2 separate regions of the Homo sapiens genome follow, and region 1 is linked to region 2. Evidence: chromatin loops called from intact Hi-C (ENCODE). Cell type or tissue: Caco-2. All regions are shown on one strand. Each heading gives the region's core, and the rest is flanking DNA. Links, peaks and the distances in the headings are about the cores only.

Region 1 (16,025 bases), core at 7,788-11,787, 59 kb after region 2:
CATAGAATGCCTTCCAAGACGCTGGTTCACCTGCTGCATTTCCCTTCATCCCAGCTCCAGCTCAGGTGTCACCTCCTCCCACCAGACACAACCAGGTGTTCCTTCCTACCTCTCCCAGAGGACCCTGTACTTACCTGTTAGTACTTATCACACAGCTTTGTAATCATCTTGTTTACCTATGAGACAACTCCTTGAGAGCAATGATTTTGTCTTTGAAACCTCAGCCCCTAGCTCAGCTTGCCATGCAGAAGTTGCTCAACAAATGTTTAGAAGGTGTTCAATAAACGGAGGGAGGCAGGAAGAATGAAAGGGAGAAACTAATCTAAAATATCTCACTACAGACTCAAAACCCTACAAAGTTGTAGATGTGCTCTGCTGGGGTAAAGAAATACTTTAGTATTTCCTCTGCTCAAATCTGAAAAGTCAAGTCACCTTCTCTCCAGAGCCACCATGATCAGAGAGTTGTATTGGCAGCACTTGGAAAGGTCCTCCCCTGTGAATACCCCAACACACCTGTGGTCCACCCTCAACACATTCCTTCAACTCCCTCCTCCCAGCTTAGCCAGAGCTTCCCGAGTCTCAGACCTTCCCACAGGTCTGTACTGAGAACCGAGCACTTATCTCTGCCCACCCTGTACATGTTACCTGCCCTGGGGCATCTGTGGAGGACATCGGTCCCCATACAATACTCCCTGGTGCACAGGCCAGGCAAAGCACCAAGGGAGGTTCTCCAAACATCCACAGCTAGAGAGGGGCTTTTCAGGCAAAGACGGTTTCTCTTTGAGAAGTCAAAGCCAGACTTTTGCCCTCAGCCTGCTCTGCCATGCTCTGCCACATCCCCGCACTCTAGGCAACTACCAGCTCGCAGCCAGGTAGAGCAGCACTAAACTTCCAACTCAGAGGTGCCAACTCTGTGGTTTACACCTGCTACTCCTTCACCTTTGCAAGGCCTTGTGCAGCTGGCCAGGCTCCCTCTGCCCACCAAACTGCGAGCCAGAGCCCCATTTCACATGTGCAGAAACTGCCCTAAAAGGCTAAGCGACTTGCCGGAGGTCACACAGCTCAAAAGCAGCAGAACTGGGGCTCACAGCAAGGTGTGCAGACTTTCCACTCATTGCTGCCACAGTGGCCACATGTATCAGTCGTCTCCTGGACCCAGTACGGTTTTCTCACCGTCTTAACTGGGGCCTTCCATTTTCAAAGCCAACAGCCCTTGAAACCTTTTTGAGAGATTTCCCTATTTGCATTTTAGCTGCTATATAACAAACCAGATTTCCTGATTCTTTCTTGTGTTTATTATGGTCAGGATATTTTTTCCTAATGCTCTGAGAATTATTCCCATAGGAAACATTCAGCTCATTTGGAACTCTTTTGACACTAAAACCTCTTTCCCTGAGAACCTGCCTTCAGGGGCAAAACAAGGCTGGTGGCTGCTGATAAGCCACAGCGTGGCATGGAGAAGCAGCACGGACTTTCAACGAGGCAGCCCCCGTCCCGGGTCCACCCCCGAAGACGAGCTGTGCAATCCACCACAGTCAACTTCACCTTCCCAGGTCTCAGTTTCCCCACCACACAATATAAATAATAAAACCTAACTTAAGGGATTGTTGTTAGGATTTAAGATAACATGCACAGGGGCCAACATGTGCATTGTGTGACCTTAAATCCTAACAACGACCTCTTAAGTTACGTTTTATTATTTTAACTCTCTCCCCGAATAGGAACTGATATTATTTCAATTACTTTCAGGCAAAGTCAACTTGGAGGGGAAAACACAGTATATGTATTTTTCTCATGCCCTGAGATTTCGTCCCATAAGAAATACTCAGGAAAGCCTCCTGCCACAAATAAATGCAGTCATGGAGGAGAAATCAGAAATGAAGGGGGCAGCTTGGACACCTTAGGAAGGCAAAAGGGGATGGTTACTCTCTTGGGGCTAAAAAGGCCTCTCAAATGCCCCAGGTTCCCTCAGTCCCAACCCCCACAACCTACAAGGCCTGTTATCTAAGACAAGCCACTAACCCTCACTGAGCCTCACTTCCTCATCTGCACGACACAGATAACCTCACCAACAACCCCCAGCTGTCCAGGATGGTGGAAGGAAGGGTTTCTCCAAGGGTGGCCTGCACACCCCCTGCACCTCAGGCCCTGCTGGGAACCTTCCCGGCCTCTGGTTCCTGCTCCTTCCTTCCTGACAGAGCCTCCACTCTGTTCAGGTACCCACCCCACCTCCAGATGGCTCAGGAAATGGGATCCCCTTTCAGTCAACAGTGATTGACTCAGGGAAGACATGTAACCCAACTCCAGCCAAGAGGGCATGATGAGAAGAGAGCTGGTGGTGCCTCCAAAAGCTTCCTGACTCCTGAGAAGAAGCACCAGAATCCATTTATACCCTTCTTTCCAAGAATGTTGTGTCTGAGATGCTTGGAAATGCTGTGGCTGTCTCATTCCCAGCTTGCAAATGAAGATAATGCCAAGGATGACAGAGATGAGAAGAAGCTGGGGTCTTGTTGACATCACCAAGCCACTGAAACAATCAATCCCAAACCCGCCCAGTGTCTGGATTAAGAATGGCCCCATTGCACAACTCCAGGGGGCATGATTCACATTGCAGTCCACATGAAACCACTCCTGTTTGAAAGACAATGAATTTCCCTATTGTCATCCTGTGCAGGCTAGACAACTCCATCTTGAATGTTAATCCATCACATTGACTTCTGATTAACCACTGTTCATGGAAGGCCTCTAAGATTTCCAGTGTATCGGTTCTTCTTTGTCTAAGAGACTGTACATAAATCCTGCCCTTAGGTGAAAACAACCTTGATATTATCATGCTTCAAATGTCCTACACATCCCTTCGTAAGTCACTCCCTCCCTATGGTACCGTATATAAACCCTGGGTCTTGGGGGTAATAGCGCAGGGATCCACCATCTTGTCTCACCACCATCCGAGACACAGACATGGTTTCTGTTCATAAGTCCCTATTGAATGTTTCTTTCTGAGAAACTAGATAAATCAGCCTCTTTCTTCAGCCTGTCAGCATCCTTGAACTTTGGGGGTAGGTTCGCATAGGCCTGCCCACTGCAAAACATAGCCAATCTGACTTAGGGTTTCTGACTTGCAGCTGAAAAAATCTGGGTATGACCTGCATAACCTAGGGAATATATTAAAAATCACGAGTTTTGGGTCCACCAGAGAGTAATATGCATTTTTAACAAGCACCCCAGGGGATTCTTACGCTCCCCAAGTTTAAGAACCAGTGATTTAATGGAATGTAGAGATGTCCAGTGCAATGCCAGGCACACAGACAACACTATGCCACAGTCCAAAATGGACTTACCAGAGAAACACCATCCCACTTTTTCACTTGTGAAAAACTGCAGAAAGAACAGATGAGGACAACCAAAAGGGGAGTGATGAGCTGTCAAACAAATAGCACCTCTTCCCCTAAAAGGCTGCTTCTGCGTGGTTTTAGGAAACCGTCTGCTAACATTCAGCCAAAATTCTCTCCCAGGACAACCCACTGCTGCTGGTTGCCTCCACAGCTGCACAGCTGGAGTCTACCTGGACCTCTGTTCTTGTGGACCTCAGCACACAGCACAGCAAACAGGCTCACGGCCACATGACTGGCCGTCCCGCTCTCCCGGTGGCCATTTTAACTTTATTAAAAGGTCATTTTCCTGGCCTGGCTATCTCTTATCCTGGACAGATCACCCCCTGTGGCACCAGGAAATGGCAAAGGAAGCTGGATTTATTAGAAGAAGATAAAAGAAGGAGCTGGCTGAGCCACCAGGCTGTCTAGAAATCATTGTTTTTGAAATGTCAAATATCCAGAAATCCTAAGGGGTCACAGCTATGCCCCTAATTCCAAGAGTAAACCAAGACCAGAGAGGGGGTGGGACTTGGGGCCCCCAATCATGCAGCTTTTTCCTTTTTTTTTTTTTTTTTTTGACATGGAGTCTAGCTCTGTCACCCAGGCTGGAGTGCAGTGGCGTGATCTCGGCTCACCGCAACCTCCACCTCCCGGGTTCAATCGACTCTCCTGCCTCAGCCTCCCGAGTCGCTGGGATTACCGGTGCCTGCCACCATGCCCAGCTAATTTTTGTGTTTTTAGCAGAGACAGGGTTTCACTGTGCTGGCCAAGCCGGTCTCAAATGCCTGACCTCATGATCCGCCCTCCTCGGCCTCCCAAAGTCCTGGGATTACAAGCACGAGCCACCGCGCCCGGCCCATGCAGCTCCTTCAACACTAGTCAGAGTCATAGGGGTTTCCTACCATGGCAATGCTAAGGGATGATCAGGGGGCAGAGACTGTGTGGTGTGGATAAAAGGAGACTGGAAGGAGGCATCAGCACCAATTTAGAGAAGCCCTTTCAGGACATGAGTTGTGTGAATAAACCGTGAAGGCCAAGGGCAGCAAAGAACATCTCACCTGCTCTTTTTGATGTTAAGATCCTTCGGGTAGGCCTATTTAATTCATTTTGGCTTTTTTTCCCCATTCAATAAGTATTTGAGTGACTATTAAATGAAGAAGGCTACACTAGGGGTTGCAGTGACAAGGGAGGGGGCCAGAGCTGAAGAAAGCACGAAGCATCTCAGTCTAACAGTGAGGATAAGGCAAACACAGAGGAGAAAGTGAAAAGCAAGTACCATTAGGGGAAGTGTCCTCTTCAGAAGACCTCCCTACACTCCCAAGTTCAGTGATCAGGCACCCTCCACTCTGTGCTTCCCCAACACCCTCGGCATATAACTATCATTGCAGCTACCACACTGCACCATATCTGTCTGTCTCCCGTAGCAAGAGACTCAACATCTCGTTCATCCTCACATATCTAGCACAAGTCCTGGTACAAGGAGGGACTCAATAAGCACTAGTTGATGAAATGGATAAATGAATGGATGGATGATGGGTGGAGAGATGGATGGATGAGTAGATGGATACAGATGCCCAGGAATTCTGGCCAGCAAATCAGGGAAAGCTTCATGAGGGCTAAGGCATCTGAGCTAGAACTTGAAGGATGTGAACAAGTGGAGATGAAGAAGAGACCACTTCATCCAAAGTGCCTAGTACCATGTTAGGGAGGCATAAAGTTGGTGCTTCACAAATGCATCCTGGATGGGTTTACTACTGAACTGGGTTTTCCTAAGTGAAGGAATCTGCCTTCACTTCCTATAGCCTACCATCTCTCTCTAGATAAAGAGAAGCAGGCCCTAAACAGCAATTAAACTGATAAACCAAGGGAAAGGCAACTAACTATCAGTCTCTACAAACATTACTCTCCAAAGACAGTTTAGCAGAATGAAGACACTCCATTTGTACTGATAAGAGTTTTCTAGGATCCATTGTTAAGAGGCAAAAGCAATATATATATATTATACACATTCCCCATGTATGTATCTGCATATAGAAATCTTGGAAGGATACGCAAGAAACTGATAAAAGTAACTACCTATCTGTTGGATAATATATAATTCATCACCTAAACTGGGACACTTTTGAAAATGAAAGAGGGTGTGATTGATCATTCACTGGAACAAAGAAGGTAAACCGGAACTGCTCTGGACAAACTAGTTCATTCCAGCTAATGGAGGTGGGGTGAGGGAGGGAGTATAGGGGACCCAGCAGGGGTAAGAATGAAATTTTTCAATGTATACATTTTTATAGTGCCTTAATTTCCAAACCATGTGTATGTATCAAACTATTTTTACATTTAATAATCTTTTAATGGAAAGGAAAAGGCAAAAGAATTTAGCCTTCCAACTTGCTTAGACAAGGAAGCTCATTTGCGGGCACCACTGAATAGCCACCCTGAAGAGAACCCCTAGATATGAAATAAAATCACTGCTCGTCGCACAGCCCTTTGGCAGCACACAAGAAAACAGCCTCAAGAAGAGAGAGCCGTGCATGGCCTAAAAAGGCTGGGACTCTGCACGGCCGGCTGAGACGGGGAACATCAGGGGAATATAAACATTGTAAGACAGACGTAAAGCAGTTCAGGTTTTACACAATCATGGCAACAAAGTGAGATTGATTCAGGGCTGAATTAAGCTCTTTATATTGTTTCTACTTAAAAAGGAAATGTATTGACTACAGTCCTCCTCACAGATTTATCTTTCCTGACATCAAGCACATTCATAACCTATTTTGAATTCCAAGGAACAATGCCGGGGTTTAGGAAAGTGAATACCAGTGAGTTCCACCAGGCCATTTTAGAGGCTGGGCAGAAGCTTCTCTTAACTTCTAATTGCTCAGGAAGTAGGCACAATGTTTTTTTTGGTTTTTTGGGGGTTTTTTTTAATCAGTCATAACCTCAAGTTAGAAAAATGCCTGTCCGGGATCCCTGAACTTTAGAATGGGTCTATGCTGGAAGAGCCACTTTGGAGCCTTTTTAGAGACCATGTGTGGGTGTCACTTGGATTTTTAATCTCTTTTGTAACCATCTCCTCCTTTCAGAAGTCACTACAGCTCCTCCAGCTAAGGCCTGAAGTGCCTAGACCAGGAGACATCTCATCTCCTGCCCCTAGACTCCAGCAGGCACTGTGGACACTGACCTTCCTAAGACCAGCTTGACCATGGCCCACTGTGAAACCTTCAGGGGTGCCATATGGCCTTGAGGATTGCAAGACCATGTAATTTATCATCCAAGCAGGGACACTTAAGAGGAAAAGGGGGCACTAGTAATAGTCACATTGGGACGAAGCACCCTGGGAAACTGGACCACAAGGTCATCCTACTATATAGAATAAATCCAATCCCTCTAACGGCTTGAATTCAAGATTCTCCACCATCTGGGTCCGACTTACTTCACAGTCTTTTTGCGTTCTGACTGTGCCACATGGTCTAATCACAGTGGGCCTGCAGGTGCCCAGCATGCCTTGGGCTTCACTGTCTCTGTCCATTTGCTCACGGCAGTCCCTCCTCCTGCCTCCACCCATCCCCATCCCCACCAGTCTGTAACGCCCCCTTATCCATCTAGGTAGGTCTAAATCTCACCCTGCATTCAAAACAGAATTTAACTAGTATCATTCATTACTGCATTCATCCAACAAATATGTACTGCCTGCTTGTTATGGCACATGGTGAAAAAGACTGAAAAAATTCCATCTCCCTGAAACTTTAATTCAAGTGTTGGGGGAGGTGCATGCACACTCACATAACCGTGATAATTGGTCCTAAGGAAGACACACAGTGACATGCTGGAGAAGCCACCCTGTTATGGTTTTGAACAGACACAACCACCACCCCACAAGGCTGTAGTAAGCTCCTTGAGGGCTAGGCCAAAGAGGTCCATTTCCCACCCCTGCTAAACCTATCACACGCCCCTGGGTAGAGCGGGTACTCAACAAACATTTGCTAGGTGAAGAATTAATATTAAAGAAGCTTACTTACTTAATCTGAAGAGAGTTTGCTAACAACTAGTTCTCAATTCTCCATTAATCTGTATGAGATCAAAGGAGAACCTGAATTTCCACTGACCTGAGAGGAACAACACCCCAGGTCCCACAACTATGACTCTCATTCCACCCTGATGCTGGAAGGGAAGTGATTCAGTGCTGTGCTGCTTCACCTGCGGTCACACAGCTAGTGAGTGGCTGGGCCACTGGAGAGGTCAGAAGGTGATCCAGGAAAGACTCAGAATTTAATGACTGGATAAAAAGCCAAAAGAGGCCGGTGTGGTGGCTCACACCTGTAATCCCAGCATTCTGCAAGGCCAAGGTGGACGGATCACTTGAACTCAGGAGTTCGAGACCAGCCTTGGCAACATGGCGAAACCCCATCTCTCCAAAAAAAATTAGCCAAGCATGGTGGCTCACACCTGCAGTCCAGTGACTTGGGAGGCTGAAGTAGGAGGATCACTTGAGCCCAGGAGGTTGAGGCTGCAGTGAGCCATGATCGCACCACTACACTGTAGCCTGGGGGACAGAGTGAGACTTTGTCTCCAAAAAAAAAAAAAGGTGCTTGTGAAGGGACACTGTTAGTTGGAGGGATCAGAGAGCTTCATGAAAGAGGCCTTGGGGTGAGTCCCAGGTGATAGAAAGGAAGTGGCCGGCAAGGTGAAGGCAGGGCCATAATTATGTGTCTGTGGCCACAGCAGATGCTTGACAAGGCAGTGCTAGCACTCAATCAGTGTTACAGAGGGAGCGGCTGCGCTGGGGCAGAAATTAGGCCTGGGGAGGTCACCATCTGAGATATGTCCACAGAGCCACCTTTCCATGTCTGACCTGGAAGAGGGAGCGGAAAGCAACAGCAGTCAGGGTAACGCAGTGGCCCCTTTCCTCAGCACTGCCCTCAGGAGACGGGCTGCTCTGACTGACCAGTTCAGCATGGGAGGCTCCAGTAAAAGCCAAGGGTCCTGGGGCTCCCCACATTTGTGCGCTATTCTCCAAGTGGATAGGGGCTGACTCGAGTTAGATTAAACAGTAACTGGTAACAGAGGAATTTGGCAAGCAGCATACTTGTATCTGAGTGTATCTGCAACATGTAACCCTTCCTCGGAGGTTTCTGATGCTGAGTAGTCAGAGCAATAACTTAATTTTTTTAAAAAATAGCACAATTACAGCATTTTGGGAAGCCAAGCCAGGAGGATCACTTGAGCCCAGGAGGTTGAGGCTGCAATGAGCTGTGATTGTGCCACTGAACTCCAGCCTGGGTGACAAAGCAAGACCCTGTCTCACAAAAAAATAAAAATAAATTTTACAAAAGCACAATTAGCTGCATCTGAATTCTTATTTCAGTTACATATGAAGTGAGCAAATCAATTCTCAGCAGCCTGGAGTGGACCCCAACCACCTCTCACCTGCTGCAACTAAGATGCAGCCCTAGGCCACCATGGCTGGTCACACCTTGCTAGAATTTTTCTTTCCAGCCTCTACCCACCACTAGCCCCACCTTGGCCCATCAAGTCTCAGTCAGTGACAAACCCAAACTATAAATATTCAGTAAGGTACAATTTAAGTCTCTAGAGCTAAAGCAACAACTCAAGTTCCTCAGATGGGACCTTCCACTAGCACTGTGCTCTGAGTGGTAACGATACAACCAGGATCCCAAAGGCCAGAGTTTCTCAACCTCAGCACTGCTGACATTCTGCATGGGGTAACTCTGTTACGAGGAGCTATCTTGTCCACTCTAAGATGTTCGGAAGCATGCTTGGCCTCTACCTATTATATGCCAGTAAGATTTGTGACAACCAAAAATGACTCTAGACACTGCCAAATGTCTCCTAGGGGTAAAATCCACATCCCCATGAGAACCATTGCCAAAGGATGACCTCCCTAAGTTTGCTATTTCATATATCCTCATATGCTCAGGCACCTGGGAGCACCTAGTCCAATAAAATGCCTTGGGAGTTAAAGGGAGAGTTTAGGATCTGGTGAGTTGGAGTCCTGGCTCTACATTGTACTAATTCCATGACTTTAAATAGGTCACTTAGACTCTTGGAGCCTCAGTTCCTTCATCTGCAAAATGGGAACAATTAAACAGCACCTACCTCATGGGGAAGCGATGGCAGTTACATAAAATGACATGTAAAGACTGCCTGGCACAGTGGGTGTTCAATAAACGTTAGTGATTATTTACAGGCTTGGAAAATTCCTTTTATCCAAGCCTGGAGTTTAGTCTTCTATTTCTGTGGCTTCTGATCTTCCCCCTCCTTCCTATGCTCTTTCCACCTGTTAAATGCCTTTAGTCTTAACCTTTGGTCTGAAAGAATCCTTCCTGCTAGTTCAAAGGTATCTGAGGTTAAAGCAAAGGAAAGAAACACACATACACACAGACCCTTTCATATTCAACCCTGGTCAGACCAACCCTCCAGACAAAGGTTCCCATTGTTGTCTAAAAACATACTTTTACACAGGGAGCCTAGGGGGCCTTTAAACAGCCACAAGCGCCAAAGTCTCCAGACTCCTCTAGTTCTCATTCCCATTCTGCCCCTAACCTTGGCACATTCTCTTCTCCTTTGTGGGCCTCAGTTTCCTCATCTATAAATGAGGGTTTCAGACTCAGAGGAGCTCTAACGGCCTCCCATCACTGGCCTCTAAGGTCTTGCACAGTACTGCAAAGCTGCAGCAGGGGTGGCAGCCGCAGCCGCGTTTTAGGTAAGTGTTTAACTTGGGAATAAAGTCATGTAGACAAATCATTATCTGTTGTTCCTATATTCCCAGAGAGCCAGCAGAATATAGTGGCATGGCTATTTGTTGCCATTGGAGTCAGAAATCTGAATAAAATGAAATCCCACCCTACCACTGAGACCTTGGGCAAAGTGGTTCACCCCTCTAATCCTACTGCCTTATCTGTAACATGGGCTAATAAGAGAGGCAGAAATGGTGTAAAGATAACAAGACAAAGATCATGAAAGCACCTGACAAACAGAGCTGGTAGGCATACTAGGTATTCAAAAACATATGCCTTCCTTTCTGGAATCTCTTCTGTGAATTTTGTACTATAACTCCATGTCATTCTGGAAAGTTCTTTCTTCTCTCCTTTCTCACATACTATTCATCCTTCATGGCTCTGTCCAAGTCCTCCTCTGCCAGGAAGCCCTCCCTGTAGACTCTGTCTCTAAAGACCGAAGGCCTTAAGTTTCCCAAAGACTAGCTTTGTGGAGGTTAGGTAGGAGGTCACTAGCCATCAGTTCCCTACCTTGAGAATTTCCTTTCTGCAAATTCAGGAAGATTAACCCCTTCCCTGCTGTGCCCCAGAATAGTGCACATACCTCAACATCTGCATAAACTTAGAATTCATACACCCCTTCGTCAAAGAGTCTCAAAACCACCCTGAGATGGGCTGGTTGAGTCAGGACAGCCCCTTCTTCCCCACAACTCCTCATCCAAGCTGGTCAGCCAGAGGCCCTCCCCCAGGCTCCTGCTCACTCCAGGAGAACAAGGAACAGGACAATGTGTTTCTCCTCTCACCTCTAAGGGATGGCCTCACAAATCCTCAGCCTAGACCCTTCCCCTTGCCTGAGCCCAGGGCTGCAATGACTGCACTGAGATGAGATGGAACCGTAAAGGCAGTGACTCCTGCTGACAATGAAATGGAGCTCAGGAGATGAAGGGACTGGCCTGAGGTCTCTCCACTAGATCACAACTGGGGGTTAGAAGAGGGATCTTGGGGCCCTCAACATACCAAGTCCCCACTCACGCCCTCTTTCCCCAACAGCGGGTACCCCTCCTGTCTCAAGTATCTCCATTCTCCCAGGCTGGGACCTTGCAAATACCTCCAGCTCCTCCCTTGCCTTATTTCTCTCATCCAAGACCAGAACCCTTCCGTGATAAGAAACTGCAGAGGGCCCCAACCTCCCAAGCCTACTGCCTGGTCCCTACCACCTCATGCCCAGGAGCTGAGGCTGAGCTCCCCAGAGCCCATCCCACCCACCAGGGCCAGATTCCTCTGGCCCTAACATGCCTTTTTCATGCCACTCACCTGTCCAACAATCTGCCATGGCTCCTCTATCCCACTGGATCAATCCTGTCCTGCCCAACATGCCCAACCCCCAGAAACCAGTCTTACCCACCCCTGCCAAGCTGGTTTCACCCTGCTCCCCTATGTACCCCTCCCCTCTTGCGGGGATTATCTCCTCTCTAATCCCTCTCTAGGTACCCATGTCATTCCCTTCCTTTGGAGGGTCCTTCCTTCTCCCCTTTCCTCCCTCCTATTGGTCCTTCAAGGCTCTGTCCAAGTTTCCCTCCACAAGGAGGCCTCCCATGACCCCCGCAGTGCTCTCTGACTCCTCTGCACACAATCCTCACTACACACTCAGGGCCTAAGCCTGTTGGCCTCCTGGCTGTGAGTTGTCACTACACTGTCTGAGCTGTACAAGCTTGACCTCATCACCAAACTGCAAAATGACCATCCACCAATATGGCCATGTTCCTTCTGCCTCCAACCTCAGCCTGGCATTCATCCCACAAATATTATCTGAGTGTCTCCAATAGACCCAGAAAGTTCTTGTCCATGTTCTTGAAACCCTCCTTACATTTCAAAGCACAAGTTAAATGCTACCTGTTCTGTGAATCCTTCCCCACACCGCCCCCCACCCTGTCCCCAGGAGCCATCTCTCCACTTTACTCTCAGGCCCTATTTCCCCATGTCCTCCCTGAGATCTAGGACTTCTGTTCCTTACTCATAGCTGGGCCTCCCACAATACCCTATACCAAGAGGATGCTCAATGAGTGGCTTTCACAGTGAACTGAAACAGAATCTGTCCAATTCTGAGGCCAGTCTGGGCTCCTGGGTGGCCTCAAGCTGCCTACATCCAAATGACCTCTCACTGTTCTTCCAAGATTGGATTTGGGCCCAGACTGAGTCAAATGACCTCTTATCATTCTTCCAAAATTAGGCTTTCCTCTTTAATTACACCTTATCTCGCCATACTCTTTGTGGATTCTAATTACGTAATTACTTCAAGCCCTGGGACTTGAAAACAAACAAAGAAAAGAAGGGAGTGTGCGTGATTACACAGGTAAGTAAACACACCAAATATGCTTATTTACATATACCATACGCCATTTTCTTGTTCCTATACAATGTTGTAACCTGCAGAATAAAACCTGAGGAGGGGTCTAAATCACATTAGGATAAAAATCCCACTGGGTAGCAGGAGACCAAGGAGAATGTCATTCTCCTGAGATGGGCTTTAAAGAGCCTTGAAGTCAACCTCCAGCACCCTCCTCTTCCCCTTCTACAATGAAGAGAGGGGCCTCTGTGATCTTGAGCATGTTCCATTTTTAAAGCATGACCAGGCCCGATCCCTGCTAAGCAAAATATATACCCTCTTCTGAATGCCAAGTATTCCTCATGCTGTGTCTCTCCTAAGGCACATTTGCACCACTGCTAGACTATGCCCATGCTGCAGGCAGGGGCCCAGTCTCATCTCTCTTAGTAATCCTAACTCTTAACCCCTCCCAATCCCAGTAGCAAGCCCTCCTCCTGCCTTACTAAAGTATGTGCCCTTCTCCCAATCCACTAAGCCTGCCCTTGCATGTGCCGGTCCCTCTGTCCTCTGGTTGGATTCCAGCTCACCCCCCAACCCACATGCCCTCATGGCACCCTGTACTTGCCCTAACATATTGTTCATCACACTTTGGCATAAAAACCCTTTCGACTATAATCCTAGCTACTCAGGAGGCTGAGCCAGGAGAATCACTTGAACCTGGGAGGCGAAGGTTGCAGTGAGCTAAGATCGCACCATTGTACTCCAGCCTGGGCAACAAGAGAGAAACTCTGTCTCAAAAAACAAAACAAAACAAAACAAAAAACAAACAAACAAAAAAACCCTTTCATTTTCCTACCTCTCCCTTCAGACCAGTAGTCTCCAAACTTTTTGATCACACCTTCCTATTTGTGAAATAGTTTTGAGGATACTTACAAAGTAATTATAAATCTGTACTCCTATAAATAGGAAAGCTAAGTCTTTCCTTTAGTTAAAGCATAAACAGAACTCCAACTGATAAAGCTTTCTTCCTGCCCTCAATGGCTATCTTGAGCACTGCTTATCTACTGCTCTAGTTTAGGAGCTCGGTGAGGACAGCAGGGGTGTTTCATTCTCGTTGTATTCCCAGGATCTCTACCGAACCCAAAACATAATAAATGAAAAAATGAATTAATTTACTTAACAGATAGTGGGGCCCCTCTGTAGGCCAGGCCCGTGCTAGGTACTGGGGACATACTGGTGACAAGAAAGAGCCCTGGCCACTGTTGTCATAACCCTACAGGCTGGTAGGGTGGGCAAACAATGATTTTCCAAAAAAGTGTAACAAAGACCACCGAACCATAAGAGCCCTCAAACAGGAGAGTGTCACCTAGGAAGCAGGGCCAGAGATAATTTCCCCAGAACATGACGCTCCAGGTGAGATCTGAGGGGTAAGAGGCACGAACCAGGTCAGGAAGGAAGGCTCCCTTTACATTCCAGGCTAAGGAAACCACATGCGCAAAAGTCCTGAGGCTGGACGGAGAACGGTAGGCACCAGGGACTAACAGAGGCCAGTAAAACAAAACAAATGCATAAACTCAGCAAGCCCAAGAAGGATGGCGAGCTCTCCTTCTCCCCTTCACTCCTCTCCACTTGTCAAAACAGACCACCCCCGACTACCACCCTCTGAGGCAGTGGCTCAGCCCTGCTACTGCCCAGCCTCTAAGCCAAGCAGAACAGGTGGGCTCTTGGCCTCCCAGCCAGCCCTCCCAAGACTGGACCCTCACATCACCCCTAACCCATGGACCCCCATATCACCCCTTCTGAGGAGCCCAGGGACTCCGAGAAGACACTCCTGAAAACCATGCATGTTGCCATAGGCACCAGCAATCAAAGGTTCCTGGACAGTTAATTTTTTAAAGAGAGTGTTAAATATTTTACATCTTCTAACAGCACTGTTTCTTCCTTGCCTATGATAAAAGGGAACACCCTATACTCCTCAAATTAAGGACTCACTCAAAATAAATGCCAATCTGCAAGACAGCCCAGGGAGGTCTGCACCCTACTGTCAAGGGCATCTTACAACGTCCTCATGACATCCTTGCATTCCTTGAGGGAAGCACCTGGAGAACCCAGAACCATAGGCCACCAAACCCCTTCCCTGCTGGAGCTCCTTTGACCCCAGGAAGGGAAAATTACTCACAATGATGCTTCAGGTGAGTATTTAAATAGCCCGTGCCTTTAATAATTAAAGACAAAACCAAGAACATAAACTGTAATGCAGGCTGGCGGCTGCAGACCCTCCTCCCGGAGCAGCTGTCTTGATGAGAAGCCGTATCTTCTAACAGTGCTCAGGCATGACTAATATTTCCCAGTTCCTAGGGGGCCTCGCCCCCTCACACCTGCCATTGCTGGCTCACTAATGTACCACGTCCAACATAGAGGCCCTGCAAAGCAAACACAAAATAGTCCTAAAAGGCCTAACATTGCCTTGGCCTCGGTTCATGGGCCTGGCAACTTGATTTTCAGCAACCACCAAACCCTGCTTAGGCCCTCAGCTCTCCCAAGCTCCAGCTTTCTCCAGCTACTCTCATTTCTGTCCCTGTTGGGATTTTGCTTTCCTTCTCCAGAGCCTCTATTCACTTTGTCCTGCTTAAAAGCAGTTCCCACTCCTGCCTCACCTCTCCACCCAGATTCCCCACTGGCAAGGCCACTGGGGCAGCAACTCAGATCTCCCAGCTCCAGTTCCAGCCTTTCTTACCTCATCCCTGGCTTCTAGACTCTGCCCAGTCTCCTATCGCCAGCCTCCTGTGTGCACTGTCTACAAAGAAAGGCCCTGTGGTCGCTCACACCTATAATCCCAGCACTTCGGAAGGCCGAGGTGGGCAGATCAGGAGTTCGAGACCAGCCTGGTCAACATGGTGAAACCCTGCCTCTATTAAAAACAAAAAAAGTAGCCGGGAGTGTTGGCAGGCGCCTGTAGTCCCAGCTACTCAGGAGGCTGAGGCAGGAGAATCGCTTGAACCCAGGAGGCGGAGGCTACAGTGAGCCAAGATCATGCCACTGTACTCCAGCCTGGGTGGCAGAGTGAAACTCCATCTTGAAAAAAAAAAAAAAGGGAGAGAAACAAAGGCCCAAGCCCAGAAGACTCAGCACTGTATATCTTACAGCAGCACTGGAAAGACTCCCTTACATCAACGTACCAGGCAAACAGTCCCATTTTCCTCCCTGTCAATTTGTTATAAGCAATTACAACCCCTGGCCATAATTCCATGCTCACAGGAAACAGTCACCCAACACTGGATCTGCCCCAACTGAAGATAAATTCTAAGTGGAGAAAAGCAATATGCAAATGAATTATCTTTTTACACATCAGACATACTGCTCATATGCTCAGCCACCAGGTTCCACACAGACTCCAGGCAATAAGAGAAACTGAATTTCACAAGGTATGTCCTAGTGGCCTTTCATACTAGGAAACCGAGGTCAGCCCACAGGTTGATGTTAATGATCAATGCATAAGCTATTATATAAATGTGTAATGAGCTTTCACACTGACATGCAAACAGAAGAACAATTCCGGGATCTACTAAGCACCCATTCCTATCATAACTG
Region 2 (16,025 bases), core at 7,689-11,688:
AGACCAGCCTGGGAAACATAGTGAGACCCCATCTCTACGAAAAATAAAAATAAAAATTAGCTGGGCATGGTGGTACACGCCTGTAGTCCAAGCTACTTGGGAGGCTGAGCAGGAAGATCAGCTGAGCCTAGGAGGGTGAGGCTGCAGTGAGCTCTGATCACACCACTGCACTCCAGCCTGGGTGACAGAGCAAGATCCTGTGTCAAAAAGAAAGGGTGAAGGAGGGTACTTCTAGGGGACCGTGAGGCAGTGACAGGAGGAAGTGGAAGGCAGGAGAGGGAAGGGAAGAACAGATGGCCCTTGAGCACCTGCCCTGTGCTGCATACTGCTGAGTCCTTCACCTACTCTCTCCTGTTATCCTCATAAAGCTCCATGAGGTGGAACAATTTGTAAATGGAGAACCAAAGCTTTGGAAGCTTAAGTGACTTGCCCATGGTCAGACAGCTAACAAACCCCGATGTGGCAATTTTAGCTCTGGTTTGTCTAAATCCAACTGGTAGTCTTTTAAGGTGATGTAAGGCCCTGGAACATCCACCTCCAAAGTCGACTAAAACAGGGTGAGGACACTTTGCAGTCTTTTCCAAAGATTCAACTTATAACTTAAAACATGATGAAATAATTCACTAAATATCGAGACATACATACACATGAGCTATATATTTGCCTAAATGTAAATATTTAAGTATTGTAAGATTCTAAATTAACTATGAATGGAGCGGCAGCGGTTGGGGTTGGGAGGGGAGTCAGACCATTTGTTTAAAATTATCACCACTGACAATACATTTTATGCCTCTAAAGGGGTTTGAACCCATGAGTACAGTGGCCTGAAAAACCATCTTCCTTATTCTCCAGGATGTTACACAAAAGTAACAAGGGAATGATGAAGGACAGGAGGACAAATGTGACATCTGAATAAATCAAGGAGACCGATGTAACCCACAGACCCAACAACTGTGGTATGGCTTCTGAAAGCTACTGAGATGGTTCAGAAACAGGCAGAGATAAGAATAGCTTAGGATTCATGTGTTTCCAGATCATATGAAACAACACTAGTAAATACAAACAGGCCTGTCTACATGTCCAGCACAGGTCTATAAGCTTAGATAGACTAGTGATTTTAACCGTTACATCCTACCGACAAGATAAATACTATCTTACAAATGAGGACACTTAGACACAGACAGATAAAGTAACTGGCCAAGACCATATATACCTCAATAGTAAATGAAGAGCCGGGCACGGTGGCTCACGCCTGTAATCCCAGCACTCTGGCAGGCCAAGGTGGGCGGATCACTTGAGGTCAGAAGTTCAAGACCAGCCTGGCCAATATGGTGAATCCCTATCTCTACTAAACATACAAAAAAAATTAGCCGGGCATTGTGGCGTGTGCCTATAATCCCAGCTAATCAGGAGGCTGAGGCGGAGAATTGCTTGAACCTGGGAGGCGGAGGTTGCAGTGAGCTGAGATTGCGCCACTGCACTCCAGCCTGGGTGACAGAGAAAGATTCCATCTCAAAAAAAAAAAAAAAAAAGTAAACGAAGAAACTAGGGTTTAAACTCAGGCCCTTGGGCTCCAGAGCCCTGCTTGTAACCACTGAGACAGACCACCTATCCTACAGTAGATGTACAAAATTATTCATTATATAATGATTTTATGGACAAAAGATTAAGACAGCCTAACTACCGTTCATAGGCAATTGTTTATGTATTATGGCACTTCTACTCAATGGAAAACTAGACAGCTGTTAAAGAGAATGAGGTATCTCAATGTGTGATGTGGAATGATCTCCAAGATTACAGTTAAATAAAAATGGTTCAAAATATTGTAGATCACCGGGCACGGTGGCTCACGCCTGTAATCCCAGCACTTTGGGAGGCCAAGGTGGGTGGATCACCTGAGGTCAGGAGTTCAAGACCAGCCTGACCAATATGGTGAAACCCTGTTTCTATTAAATACAAAAATTAGCTGGGCGTGGTGGCAGGCACCTGTAATCCCAGCTACTCGGGAGGCTGAGGCAGGAGAATCGCTTGAACCTGGGAGGTGGAGGTCGCAGTGAGCCAAAATCACACCATTGTATTCCACCTTGGGCGACAGAGTGAGACTCTGTCTCAAAAAAAAAAAATTGTAGATAATATGTGCCATTTGTATGAACTACATATAATATATATATACACACACACATACATATTTATAAATATCTAGAAAATCTCCAGAATAGTATAGAATAAAATGGTGCTCAGGATTTCTTCCAAAGAGAGGTACCTAGATCCTAGATATGAGAGAGGTAGAAGATTTACTTTTCACTGAAAACATTTTTACTAATTTTTAAATTTTGCACATGGTCAATTTTGTATATCACCTACTTATTTAAAGCAAATTCAAAAACAAATTAAAACTGTTTTCCAACCTAATGCACAGTTTTGGGGAAGATGGATAGAATAAAAGTAATCAGAATGGTCTCTTATGACAGACATCCTCTATCCATTCCTTAGAGAGAAGTGAATAACTTCCTGCAATTTTTCACAGTAGAGATTCTGAAATGCTTAGAAAAAAAAACAAAAAGCCATTCACTTTCCTCAGCCCAGACATTTGTTTCTTAAAAATGCAGTGGACAGATAGCAGGAAAGAACTCCCTGTAAAGATTATAGGAAGAGAGAGTTCAATGTTTGTGCATGGGTATATGTGAGAGATCATAAGAAATCCTTAAAAAAAATAAACATGGCAGGTAATGAACCAGCACCACCACTGTGTGGCTGAAATAGAAATGGGTATGTCACCTCCATGCCACCAAAGAAACGGAGTCTCTCGTGTCCTACAAAGCATGCGAGGCATCTTGCCTTGCCAAATTTAAACAGCGATATTATTTTTAAGCTACTATAATTAGTCTCCATTTGTCTGTGAATCAGCCTTTATGAGGCAATAGCATCTAAGCCCCATCAGATGAAACATGAAGCCACATCATGTCTGTTTATTATTTTGAAAAGAGAGGGTGCCAAGTTTCCTGTAACACCCAATTCAAACACTGAAATTTGGAGGACAGAATGTCCTGTTGTCCACGTTTGAAGATAGGAATATATTTTCATCTAATACATCAGAGCCCCAGGTTCAGCTGGCAACAGGAAGGAATTGAATTCCACAGCTCAAAAATAGGACTTAAGTACTAAAGCACCTTTCTTTGCTCATATAGGATAATATTTATGTTTTAACCCCTCATGTGGCAGCATGTTTTAAAGTGCCCATGTTTGTGAACAAACATGAGAACGTTTTAATCTAAAGATAACTGCCTAGGTGACAAGAGATTGGCAAGTGTTTTAAAGCTATGTTTACACTCCCTGATATATGGTTCTCCTAATTAAGTTTCTCAAGAGCAATAAAGAGTTTCTATTGCAAACAGAAAGGTAGGGGGAGGGGAGCATTCCTATTTAAGCCTGAGCTTCCCGCAAATGACATGGCTCCCCTAAGGGGTTCTGAAATCAGGTATTGGAATATAGTAGAATCTTCTGGTCTCCAAAGGAAGTCCAGCCAGAGAGCAGGTAACACTAACTTTAATGCAGTTAGAATCTGTAAGAGGTTTAAACTGGCTGCCTCAGTAAGCCCCAGAGACCCAATGAGAGGGCACAAGCTCAATGCCATCATTCACAAAGAACATCAGTTAGCAGTATGCCAGCAGATCTGGCACATGGTGGTGGGGGTGGTGGTGCAGAAGAGGGAGATACCCTAGTCACTTGTCTTCAGATTTATTACAGTAAAGCCTTAATATCTTCATGCCCTCGATAAATGTGTATAGGCACACCTGTATCTTTTATAGCAAGTACCATGGGTTCTAGTTTCAGTTATAACATTTACTAGCCAGGTTCCCTTCAGCCAACCACTTTAACCTTTCAGAACTCCATTTTTCCCCCTCAAATACGAAACAAGCAATAACAACAAATAGGGAATGAGGCAGTGGGGAGTAATACTTGCCCTGTATCTAACCTCACAGGATTTCTATAAGAACCAAAATGAAATAATTAATAATAGTTTCACAGTCTTTAAGGTTTAGCAAACATGTATATAATGTTTTCTTATGGCTGGGATGAGGTGCTTGACAATTCTCACATCTAACAACCCTCTGTAAAGGTACTATTATTATCCTTGTTTTGTAGATAAGAAAATTAAGGCCCAGAGAGGTTCAATAACTTGCTGGAAGTTATGATACTAGGAAGGGGGATTTGAACTTTAGCAGCCTGACTCGAGTTTGTGGTACTATATACCACAATATGCAGCCTGTCATAATTATCATATGAACATTAATATTATATAATAACTAAATTTATGTTTATCTCAATTTCACAAATGAAGAAAATGAGGCTCAGAGAGGTAAGTCACAAGCCAAGATCATCGAGCAGGCAAATGGCAGAGCCAGGATTTGAAACTTAAGTCTATGTGACTGCAGACCCTGAACTCTCAACCACAAAGTTAATAAACTTCAATCCACAAATATTGACTCTGCATCTACTGCGCTCCAGGCTCCGTGTTCTAAAACACTATTCTTTTTTTAAAAAAAGATAAGGTGGCAGTTATTCGCCCAGGAGCTAAAAGGTTTTCACATCATCTCCAGGCCAGATCAGCCCCACCCCCACTCTCCAGGGCAAAGTCCCAGCCTCAAACAGCAGGTGCCCAGTGATAGCTGATGCCAATAACGACAATGATGACAGAAATATTTTAAATGTTGGGCTCTTGCTTTAAAAGGGAATTAGACTACTCAATTTCCAGGGCAAAAACGTCCTACAGGGCAAAATGCTGTTTCTAAAACAATGTGAACAGGTGTGGCCTATCTCAACAGGTGAAATATTTGAGGAACATTGTTCAGTCCTACCAGCCTTTCAACTCCCGAGGTAGGTTTGGCCCAATTCAACCTGGTTCTTCCCGGGCTTTCCTGATAGTCTTTTATCCCAGGGAAACCCCTCAGTTGGTCACCCTAGAGAGCAAGGACTAGGTTTTATACTCTTGACCAATACAAACACACACAGTGGTTCTAGCACAGTGCCTTGCAAATAAAAGGACCTAATGTCTTAGTGGATTCAATGGATGGAACAATATTTTATTATTTTCAAAGTACACTCATTTCCACTTCATAAGTGTTGCCAAGCAGCAGTCCCTGCACTGCTAAAATGATGATGTGAGAATCATTTTAATTAGCACTTTCATTGTTTGTATGCAAATGCACATTCCTAAAGTGGGTTCTTTAGAAAGCTTTCCTAAATCGACATCCCTCACAGTGATTTTTCTCCTTAAATCTTTTTCCATAGACAGTAAAGAGATAAATTTCAATCCAGCCTGAGTCTTAATGATCCTGAATCTTTAATAATGGAATTAAGGTGCTTTTCTTAAGCACCTTAAGAAAAGCACCTTAAGAAAAGAATGGCAAGTCTAAAATGAGGAAATGTGAGGCACTTCCAGGCACCAAGATAGAGCTACTCCTTTGACTCAGTCATCCCAAAATAGGATGGGTGACTCCAAAAGAGAGCACACTCCCAACACCGAGCTGCAGAAAAGTGAACAGTTTGGCGGCCTGAGTCCCCCCGGGACAAACCTGAGAGTCTTCAGAGTCATCACAAACTTTCCGACCTCCTCCTCTTTTCCCTTCCCCAAATACTCCCAGCTCAGGGAGCCTGAACTCTCTGCCAGCCCACCCCTAGCCTGTTCCTTCCTTTCGTCTCTGACCTAGGGGCTGGGCAGCCTCGGTCTTGTACCTCAGCTCAGGGAGAGGCCCAGATGGTCCTGGAGAACTCAACCCTGGCAGAGGCATTGGTGGACCCACCCAGCCCTGCCCTGGGTGGGAGTCCTGAAGAGCTGGTCTCTTGGGGAGTAGGAGTGGGAATAAGTTCTGGGTGGTCAGCACAGCTGAATCCTGATCTGAGTCACTAACACAGCCCTGTATGGTTATGCCTGGGAGCCCAGAAAGCCAGTCACAGCTTAAAATTAGAGAGAACACCATGGGGAGAAGCAAAGTTTTTGGAAGGGCAAATGAGGAGTCAGAGGTTATCTGAGCTTGGAGAAAAACTCTGTGGTCCAAAGAGGGTGGGGAAATTTGGGAGCCAGGAAAGCACTAGAAAATCTTTTAAGGGGCTGCAAAGCACTCCTAACATTGGAATGCCCTATTTGCATGTCTAGGCCACAGGAAGAAGGAATGGAGTCAAAGCTGAACAAAGGACAGCAGCATTTATGGTCAGAGGAAAGTCCAAAAGGCTAAGGCAGGGGTGTCCAATCTTTTGGCTTCCCTGGGCCATATTGGAAGAAGAAGAATTGTTTTGGGCCACACATAAAATACACTAATGCTAGTGATAGCTGATGAGCTAAAACAAAACAACACACACACACACACACACACACACACACACACATCCCATATTGTTTTAAGAAAGTTTACAGATTTGTGCTGGGCCACATTCAAAGCTGTCCTGGGCCACATACAGCCTGCAGGCCTTGGGTTGGACAAGCTTGTTCTAAGGTCTGGGAAGAGTTAAAACATAAGAAATTGAAATAACCATTAGGTTTTTTGTTTTGGAGGTTCTTTTTTAAAAATCTATGATCAGACCAAGAAGAAAACAAAGCGTATGATAACAGACCTGCTTGAAGAAGCCCTCGTCATATTATAAGAGAAGCCACTCTTCCTCGTGTTGTTTCCACCTCCACCAACTATGAGAATGATCTTACTGGAAAGGGAGACTCTGGTAAGAGGTGACTGAGGCAGAAGACAGGTGTGGAGCTAGGAGAGTCGCAGCCCCTTTAAGTGAGAGCTACTCCTTTTTGGGTTTTCAGGCTCAGGTGAACCACATCCATAGACAGCTAAAAGAATCTGAACTGTCACTGATGAATCACTATCAGTAATCCTTCAGAAACCTCTGAGAAAAGGAAAGGTGATGAAATTGAGGAACTAAATAATTAACACTAAGAAGGGTCTAGAAGTATACACTAAGAAGCTTGGGATCAACATCCTGAAGAATTCTAGCCTGGAATATTAAATAGATGAATACCTATGAAAAGAAAGTGATGACTCTATTTTGGTGTCACTCCAAAAACTGACACAGGCTCACTGTCAAAAGGTATCAATTAATTTCCCTTTTTAAAAATAGAATTAGACCAGTAGCTCAGATGAGCGTAACTTCACAGACAGGATCCCAACACAGTTCTGGGACCCCCACAGAGCCCCTTCTCTCTCATTTATAACCACAGTTCCCTGGCACCACACAGGAAAATTATGCACATCTGGAGGAGAGGAGAGCTTGAGGTTAGGGTGCAAGGAAGGCTGCCACTTAGGATATCCCCTAAAGGTCACAGCCAAGCAGTGTGATGGCTGACACCTTAGAAATACATGCTTGTTAAGGCCTGCTAGTCCAAGCTGGATCAGTCTCCAGACTGTCATTCTCAAAACTAGCCAGCATAAAGACCACTGCTGGCAGGAGGGGAAGGGGGATGTTAAGAATATTTTAAGTGTGGTGACACCCTTCTCACTCAGTGACCTGTGACTGCCAAGCCAAGATCCCTGAATGGAAACGCCTGGTTGGAACTCCTTCTTAGCTCATCAGTGAGACAAGCATCTTTGGAGCTATTTTTTCCAAGGAAGGGGACGTCCCTGAAGGAAATGAGTAGATGCCAAGCAGAGAATATAGCAAATCAAAATACTTCCTGACACAGCCAAATCCTTGGCTGATGTACTTCCAGCTCAATGCCTGGAACTCAAGACCAGCCCAGGGAGGATCAGACACAGGCTCCCATGTGGCTAGAAGCGAAGAAGGTCCAAAGTGGCTTCAGAAATCTCTAAGACTGAAGACACCGGGCTTGTTCCAAGCCATAGGATTTCCAAGCTAAAGGGAAGATCGTACATCATCTTCTTACTTTAAAAAAAAAAAAAAAAAAAAAGGTGAGGGGAATATACAAGCGCTAAGGGAAACAATATTGCAGAGCTCCTTAAAGTGGTGAAGGATTTAAAGACTGTTCTTCAGAGCCCTTTTCCCCAAAGCGACATTTTTAGCCATGCACTGTTTAGTTAATTAACAGAGGAGACCAAAGGTTCAAACCAATCAGCCCCACTCCCAGCATTCAGTCCTGGAACTGACCCTGAGGTACTTCAGACCAGGGTGATGGGGAGAGAGGTCAGATGATCCGTGGCGATCTGGAACCAACCTCACAAAACTGCGTCATCCATGGACAGGCTGTAAGGGAACTAGCCACACCCCAGCCTCAGTCACGCTGCAAATTTAACCCTAAACAGAACATACTAAACATCAGTGTTGCTCAAAAGCTCGGAGACGCACTTTGGAGAAGGGAGGTGTACAAACAAGCATTTCTAGATGGCCGTCTTGTATGCCATCTTCCAGGGATGGGTCCAGAAACCAGCAGATATACTTTGGTTTGTTTTTTTTAACTGACACAAAATGGTTCGGAGACATGCCCACTCTCTCTCTCTCTCTCTCTCTCTCTCTCTCTCTCTCTCTCAAAGATTCCCTTTTCAATGCTCTGTTGGTTCTTCTGCTTGCCCCAAGAAAGAAACCTCCATCGTGCACTACCAGTCTTCAACACATGCTAAATCGGGGCAATGTGGAGACAGGGGAGGCAGTGATGGCAGCCAGGAGGGGACGGGCTGAAGCAAAAGACACTGAATACTTGAAACCACAAATCCTGAATCTGCAATTCCTCTATTTACTTAGAAACAGTTGCTGATGCTTACCCTGCCCAAAGATAAACTAGGACAAACCGGAAAGGGAAGGGGAAGCAGTGAGGTAAGGCCTGTTGTAAACCTGGCTCCATGCACGCAGAGGAAAAGCTCCCCGCGTGGTCAGAACATAGTTTTCCTCCCGATGAGAAAAGTTAGATAACAGTACGAATAGTGATATTAGGCTGTATCCAGGCACTAAGCAGACGCAGAGGGCTGCTGTCTTCACACACATAAAAGACATTTGGAGAACACTGTGGTGTGGTGGAAAGAGCATGGCATTTGGAGTCAGAGGAGGTGAACTTGAGTCCTGGCTCAGCCTAGGACAAGCTGTGTGACTTCAGGCCAGGCATTCAACCCCTCTGAGTTTCAATTCTCTGTGAACTATGAAACAAATGACTTAGACTAGCTGATCTTGTAGGTGTCTTTCAGCTCTATCATTCTGTTATGCTACTAATGATGCAACAAAAGAGTTATGCATCCACTCAGCAAGCATTTCATGAACACATTCTGCATGCCAGGTCCTCCGCTGGGTACGAGGCACAATCTTGCACCCAAGGAACCTTCCAATCCACATATGCGAGAGACTTACAAATGAGTCTGTACAGTACAAAGGGAGAGATGCATGCACAGGGTGAAGGGTTCCAGCAGAGGAGAGGGCAGACAGCAATCAGAAACAGTTGCCCGGGAGTGATTCCTGGGCTAACACTTGAGGTAGGAGGTAATTAGGCCAAAGGAAAGAAAAAAAGGAATAGTATGTACACATGATAGTATGCACTCAGGAATGGCCCAGTAGGGCATGTGGGGTGGGAGGAGTGCTAAGAGATCAAAGGCCTTATAAGCCAAACTAAGAAAAGCTACTGCCAAGCACCCCCGGGGCCCCTGTACCTCCCCTGCTGTTCACCTCAACAACTCCCTATATGGCCACATCAGGGTCAGAAACAGCTCCTCCAAGTCCCCTTATGTCAACAGCCAAGCAACCATCCCACCCCTGCCCCCAGCCCTCTCCTTTTGTCCCTGAGTCTCATCTAGCTCCACCTGCCGCCCTACACATCCAGGCCACACCTGCTGACACAGAAGCTTCCACTCAGTCACCCAGCAGGCCTTGCTTTCAGCTCTTGCTCAGCCCCCAATGCCCAACCCATGTCAGCTGTTCCAAATAGTTTCCATCTTCCTCAAAGCCACAATCACATCCCTCCCACCCACCCCAATCTCATGCTTAGTCGATGATTCCTACCTCCTCTGTTCCTGGGAATGACTGTCCAGCACAACTCCCATAGCAACCCTCCTGCCCACCTGTCCTAAGTTCCTTTCTACATGGTGCAGACAAAACCACGTATATCTCTGCTTACAAGCACAACAGAAAGCAAAGAGAAACACTCTATGAAGAAATAGAGATTGCATTCATCAATCAATGCATCAATGCAGGCTGTTGCCCATGCATGTGACTGGGCTCTGAAACAAGCACACTTAGGTGGGATAAGGTATATGAATGTACTCCGCATGCCAAAAGGCCCTGTGTAAATATTAGAGCTACTCCATATGTGTTGGTTGAATAAATGAATAAACAAATCAATGAATTTGAGGCAATCTAAAGAGCTGCAAAATACACAGTATTATCAGGCTTAGGAACCAGGAACACAGTCTAGAATTCAGCCAAGAAGATCCTTTCTAAAACCAGAGTTTTCAAAACTCTGGTCCCTCCTTTGCTCCTACACACACAGCCCACTTAATGCCAACCTGAGCAGTGCTGAATCATTCTAATGATGTATTTTGGCTATTTTGGAAATAACTTCCTAAAACAATATATTTAGTATAAAATACAAGCACAACAGGTTTAGTATATTGCACATATAGTACACTATACTTTGTGGGTGTGTATATACATTTGTACCATGCTCTAAGTGCCATTATAAGCTCTTAGCCAATGACTGCTAACACAGGCCCACAGCAAAACACCCCCTGCAGCCTCCATTACACCATCCTGTGCTGAGCATGTTCTACAAAATGTTTTGTTTTCTCTGCTAAAGCCTCTGTGCCATTTAATTTTTGTCCTGGTCACAATTTTGACTCATCAGAGCCAAGAGATGGTGTTCAACTGGCTTTGGACCCACCACAAAAAAAAATTAAGAAACAATATAACCCAGGATTGTAAAATCCAAGTATTAGGGTAGTCCAAGTCTCATGAGCACCGGTGAAGACGGGTAGGCTTACAGACCTGAGAGCTCTAGTCATCAGAAATATTCTGCGGGATGACAAGAAGATGAAAACTCTCTGCCTGGGGTTTACTCTGTACCATCTACTAAACAGAGCTACAGAATTTCCTCTCAGTGCGGCAAGTTCAGGATAATACCATGAGCTGGTGAGTACATAACTCACTATATTTAGTTCTTCTTTCGTGTTTATTACTGGCAGCCATGAGAAATAAACGATGACATTAGGAACCCATCTCTACTGAGACTCTGCCCTTTGAACCCCACAGAAGTTGTTACATGGCCAGTACTCCAGGTTTACCCAGCACTGAGTATGTGCAGTATGTGACAGAATAGTGGAATTCTAGAATGTCAGAGCTTGAGGAAGGCCCAGACATGATCTCATTTATCTCAGAAACAACTAAAGCTCAGAGACAGCAGGTTGCTGTAGAGTTGGTGGCAAGTCACGTATACCAACAGTCTGATGAACTCTCACCCCAAAACCAAGAAGCCAAAAATGAAAAAGGTTGAAATTCAGTCTCCATCTGGGCTAGCATTTAGTCTTCAGCAGTCTACAAGAATGATTTCAGAAAGGAAACGACGACATGAGAAGAAACAGAAACTGTGGATCATGATGGCTCATAAAATAGGAATGACTCGGATTAAGTTCAGTTATTCAAGTTTTAGGTTGGTTGGGCTTTCTTGGTGGTGGTGGTGGTGTGAAATTCCTTTTCTAAAATCTACAGATGCTTTAGAAGGTACCAGACCCAAAAACTAATTCTTTGTTTCATTAAAACACTGGTGACTTCTGTTGTCCAGTTTTATATTTTTGTCTATTAAAAGGAAAAAAACCTAAGAAACATTCAACTCCTTTGAGTTCAGTAGTTCACTTCTATTTGAAAAATAAAATGAAAATATTTAAGAGCAAATGTAATTAGTAAATTTGTATAAATGTTCCCAACATGGTATTTTTGTGAGTAAATCACATTATACAAAGGACATTATATGTTTCAAAACTAATATAATGACTTGATATTTGTAAAGAATACTTTTTAAAAATTACATTGTTGCTTTCTTTCCTTCCTCTTAGTTAAAAACACACAAATTCCATTCTTTCTTTTTTTTTTTTAGATGTAGTTTTGCTCTTGCTGCCCAGGCTGGAGTGCAATGCAATGGCGCCATCTCGGCTCACTGCAAACTTTGCCTCCCAGGTTCAAGCAATTCTCCTGCCTCAGCCTCCTGAATAGCTGGGATTATGGGTGCCCGCCACCATGCCTGGCTAATTTTTTTGTATTTTTAGTAGAGACGGGATTTCACTATGTTGGCCAGGCTGGTCTTGAACTCCTCATCTCAGGTGATCCGCCCACCTCGGCCTCCCAAAGTGCTGGGATTACAGGCATCAGCCACCAGGCCCAGCCATAAAACACACAAATTTATTTAAAGAAAAAAATATTTGTTTCACCCTACTGTCCCAACATTTTTTTCCCTATCATTTAAATTTTAGTTTCCTTATTTAAAAAGAGAGGTATCAGGCTGGGCGTGGTGGCTCACACCTGTAATCCCAGCACCTTGGGAAGCTGAGGTGGGCGGATAGCTTGAGGTTGAGACCAGTTCGAGACCAGCCTGGCCAACATGACGAAACCCCATCTCTACTAAAAATACAAAAATTAGCTGGGCATGGTGGTGCAACCTGTGGTCCCAGCTACTGGGGAGGCTGAAGCATAAGAATCGCTTGAACCTGGGAGGCGGAGGTTGCAGTGAGCCGAGATCACACCACTGCACTCCAGCCTGGGCAACAGAGTGAGACTCCATTTCAACAAAAAAAAAGGTTGTTTTGTTGAACCTAAAGATCTCTTGATTTTTTAGGATAAGATTTTAAACGAACAGTAAGTCAGGGGTGACAAAACCAAAAGCCTGAGAGGATCAAACAGGTAGCAAACAGGTGATGTGGGGACCACAGCAAATTGGACTCCCTCCTGAGGGGGCAACCTCTGTTCCATTCCAGCCCACTGTCCCATGCAAGAATAGAGCCCAGTACTGCTAGATATTCTAGTTTTTCATGAGTAGTTAGAAATCAAATTATGTAAGATTTTCTGATTTTTAAAACTCTGGCCACTACTTTAAAAACTTTTAAAACACTGGTGTTTTGTGGCCAGCTAGCTTGCAATCTGGCCACAGAAGACAAAATGCTATAAATATGATAAATTCAGGGAACAAATAAATACAATGTCCAGAAACATGAAATCTGCTGGAAAATGAAATTAGCTGTTAGAAAACAAAAAGGGGCTGGGCGTGGTGGCTCACACCTGTAATCCCAGCACTTTGGGAGGCAGAGGTGGGTGCACAGCTTGAGCCTAGGAGTTCAAGACCAGCCTAGCCAACATGGTGAAATCCTGTCTGTACAAAAAAATACAAAAATTAGCTGGGCATGGTGGCGCACACCTGCAGTCCCAGTTACTAACGGGGCTGATTGGGAAGACTGTTTGAGCCTGGGAGGTCGAGGCTGCAATGAGCCATAATCGCACCACTGCACTCCAGCCGGGACAACAGTGCGAGACCCTGTCTCAAATAGAAAGGAAACAAAAAGTGTAAAGGTGCTTCTGCTTCCTTTTTAAATTAAAAGGATTAGCAACTCATATAAGAGACTATTTCCAACTTTTGAGTCCATGTTGGGACAATTCTGGAAGTTGTAAATTTTATTGAAGTTAGGCTGCCTTGAACATAGCTATCTTCCCCAGTCTTTCACCTAGATCTAATCAGAAAAGCCATCTTTTACAGCAGGCACCTACCTGCCACACAGAGCTATCCAGAAGCACATTTAGCATGGGATGTGTGACTAAGCATGGTAACTGGGCAGGGGAATGTCATCTCCTAAAAATGTAGAAGTGTTATACATGGAAATTGTGTACGTGCATATGTACCTTAAAGGGGTTCCTGACCCTTTACCCAAAAAGCCTAAAAACCAATATCTTACTGATTATAATAGTGAATGCTGAATTATCCAAAGTTCAACAAGCACAAATAATACAATCATTTTTTTCAAGCACACCTCTGCAGGAATCATTTTTTATTTAATCACTGCCATAATCAGTAGACTAGAGAAATTCTCTCTGAGTGAGAAAAACATGGAGTGAGTCATCTCTATGTTGATAAGGAGACAGCAGGATGAGGGCACTGCTGTGAAGTAGGCATCAAATGGTGCCTTGTCTAAATTAGTCAGTGGAACAATCAGAATGATTTCTTCCCATGACGAGCAGTAATCACCGGAGATGATGCTGATCTCCTTGTTTTAGTGACGACCCCAACACAATTTAATGTTTACTTCTCCAAACCAGGGCAAAAAAAAAGAAAAAAAAAGGAAAGACAAAAAATGTATTCCACTCTCTATTTGTAGTCACTAGATGGAAAAAGAGAAAGTATCTTGTTTTTACATGTGGCTGGCAAATGTGCTACAACTTCCTGTTTGTTTAAAAAGTACAAATGCAAATGTGTAAATCTCTTGGAGAAACACCAACACCTAAGAGATGTCGCTGTTGTGTGAAATGGATATCATGTCATTGTAGGTCACAATAACTTTGGCCAGAAAGTGGCCTTATGAACCTCTGGTGATATAAAGCAATATGGCAGCCCAGGGAGATACTTCTAGACAATGACCCCTGAGAAGCTGCCCCCAATAGCACACACTCCAAACAGCAGTGTGGTGACTGGCATCATTGGTTCTGGACACCGAATTAGAATTCAGTTGCCACCCTACTCTTTCAGAGAGGTGGCAACTTATACAAATTCTATTTTGAGCATTTTCCTAGGGTAGCTGGAATTCTTAAGATAAAGAAAATGGGTTTGGATTGCTTTTTAATTTGTCTGAACTCCGCGGTTAGAAACTATCAATCACAAAGGATTCCAAATCCTGTTCTGTTCCACAATGCAAGAAGACCTTGTTCTAAAGGGCAGCAGTGAGATGTTCAGTTGAAATGGCCATAATCTGTGGCTCAACTCATGGCGACCACCTCATTTCAAATCCATATTTGTCTAAAGCTGCTGAAAAAAGAAAATATTGAGCACAAACAGCTTTAAATCCTTTTTAGAAATAAGGGAAAGGATGGAAGAAAGAAATTGGCCTGACATATCCCCATACATGCAAAATTTGAAACTCAAGTCAAAGTACTCTAGTCCCAAGCCGTTAATGAATGTGAAGCCTCAGACCAATTAAAGGCACTGTGAACAGGCAATGCCCTCAATCAAAAGACATATTGAGCAAGAGGAGTTATAAACCAACTGGTGAGGAAACTTTCAATGTTTCTAGATCATTTATAAAGAATAAAAGGGATACTATTATTATCCTTTTTAAATATAATATATAAACATAACACACAAAAAAATTTTAAGTAGCTACCCATCTCAGGCCTCTCCTCCTGAGATGGTCTACAAATATACAAGCACTGAAGACTATTCTACAGCCTCAGCGGTTTTTTTGTTTGTGTGTGTGTCTGTGTGTGTGTTTAACTTACGAAGGATACCACCAGTTTTTTAATGTCCCACCACTCTAAGTCTCCAGGGGCATAGGAAGATCCCATACCTTTTTTATTCCTGAAATCACTTACTGAAGGAGGAATCAGAAGGAAAAATCCTCCCCCTATGATTGCCAGTAAGTTTCATTCTTTTTAATTTTATTTAAGTTCCACTCTGTGAGAAAAGACAACAAATGAAAACCAGGGTTGATGCCATTCATTATAAATACCATTCCACTGAAACCCTCATTTGCCATAAACCGTTGGTCATAGACAGAACACTACACAATTAATGTTCATTTTCTAGAGATTACATGTTCCAGAAGTACCACTCAGAGTGTTTTCACTCAAGCTGGGGAGTCTTGAAATACATGTAGAAGCAAGTCAGCACTGCCCATGCCCACGGGAGGGCCAGACCCCATTCTAGAATGCTGCTGATCACCCTGCCCTCTCTCATCATCATTTCCACAAAAGGCCTGAGAAGACCACATGGGGTTGGGGTTGAGGGAAGGAGTGAAAATGTTTTCAAAGAAGGAAATTGTGAGGATATTCAAAAGCTTTGAGGGCAGGGGGATTGGGGGGTTCCTAAACTGAAAGGCTCACAAAGGCAGTCAGACGGAGGAAGG

The links. A loop is a pair of places that touch in the nucleus more often than their neighbours do. Peaks named below come from ENCODE experiments on the same cell type or tissue, not always from the same donor. Only the 100,000 strongest peaks of a DNase experiment are listed, where the experiment ranks them.
Region 1: a loop joins it to region 2, with 2.5 times the contacts of the local background. A loop is called at or near these places in 5 of 110 quality-filtered maps.

Annotation. Positions count from the first base shown.
Region 1 is chr10:95,530,171-95,546,195 of GRCh38, forward strand. The region is part of intron 1 of SORBS1 (sorbin and SH3 domain containing 1); the gene reads right to left. Among named protein-coding and RNA genes, the nearest start is that of SORBS1, 23 kb to the right of the region's middle. RefSeq lists enhancers at 1,204-1,951, 9,558-10,059. In Caco-2, for the core only: no CTCF peak of the experiment used is centred there; a DNase peak (open chromatin) is centred at 9,809.
Region 2 is chr10:95,471,517-95,487,541 of GRCh38, forward strand. All of the region lies in intron 2 of SORBS1 (sorbin and SH3 domain containing 1), which reads right to left. Among named protein-coding and RNA genes, the nearest start is that of SORBS1, 82 kb to the right of the region's middle. In Caco-2, for the core only: no CTCF peak of the experiment used is centred there; DNase peaks (open chromatin) are centred at 8,633 and 9,645.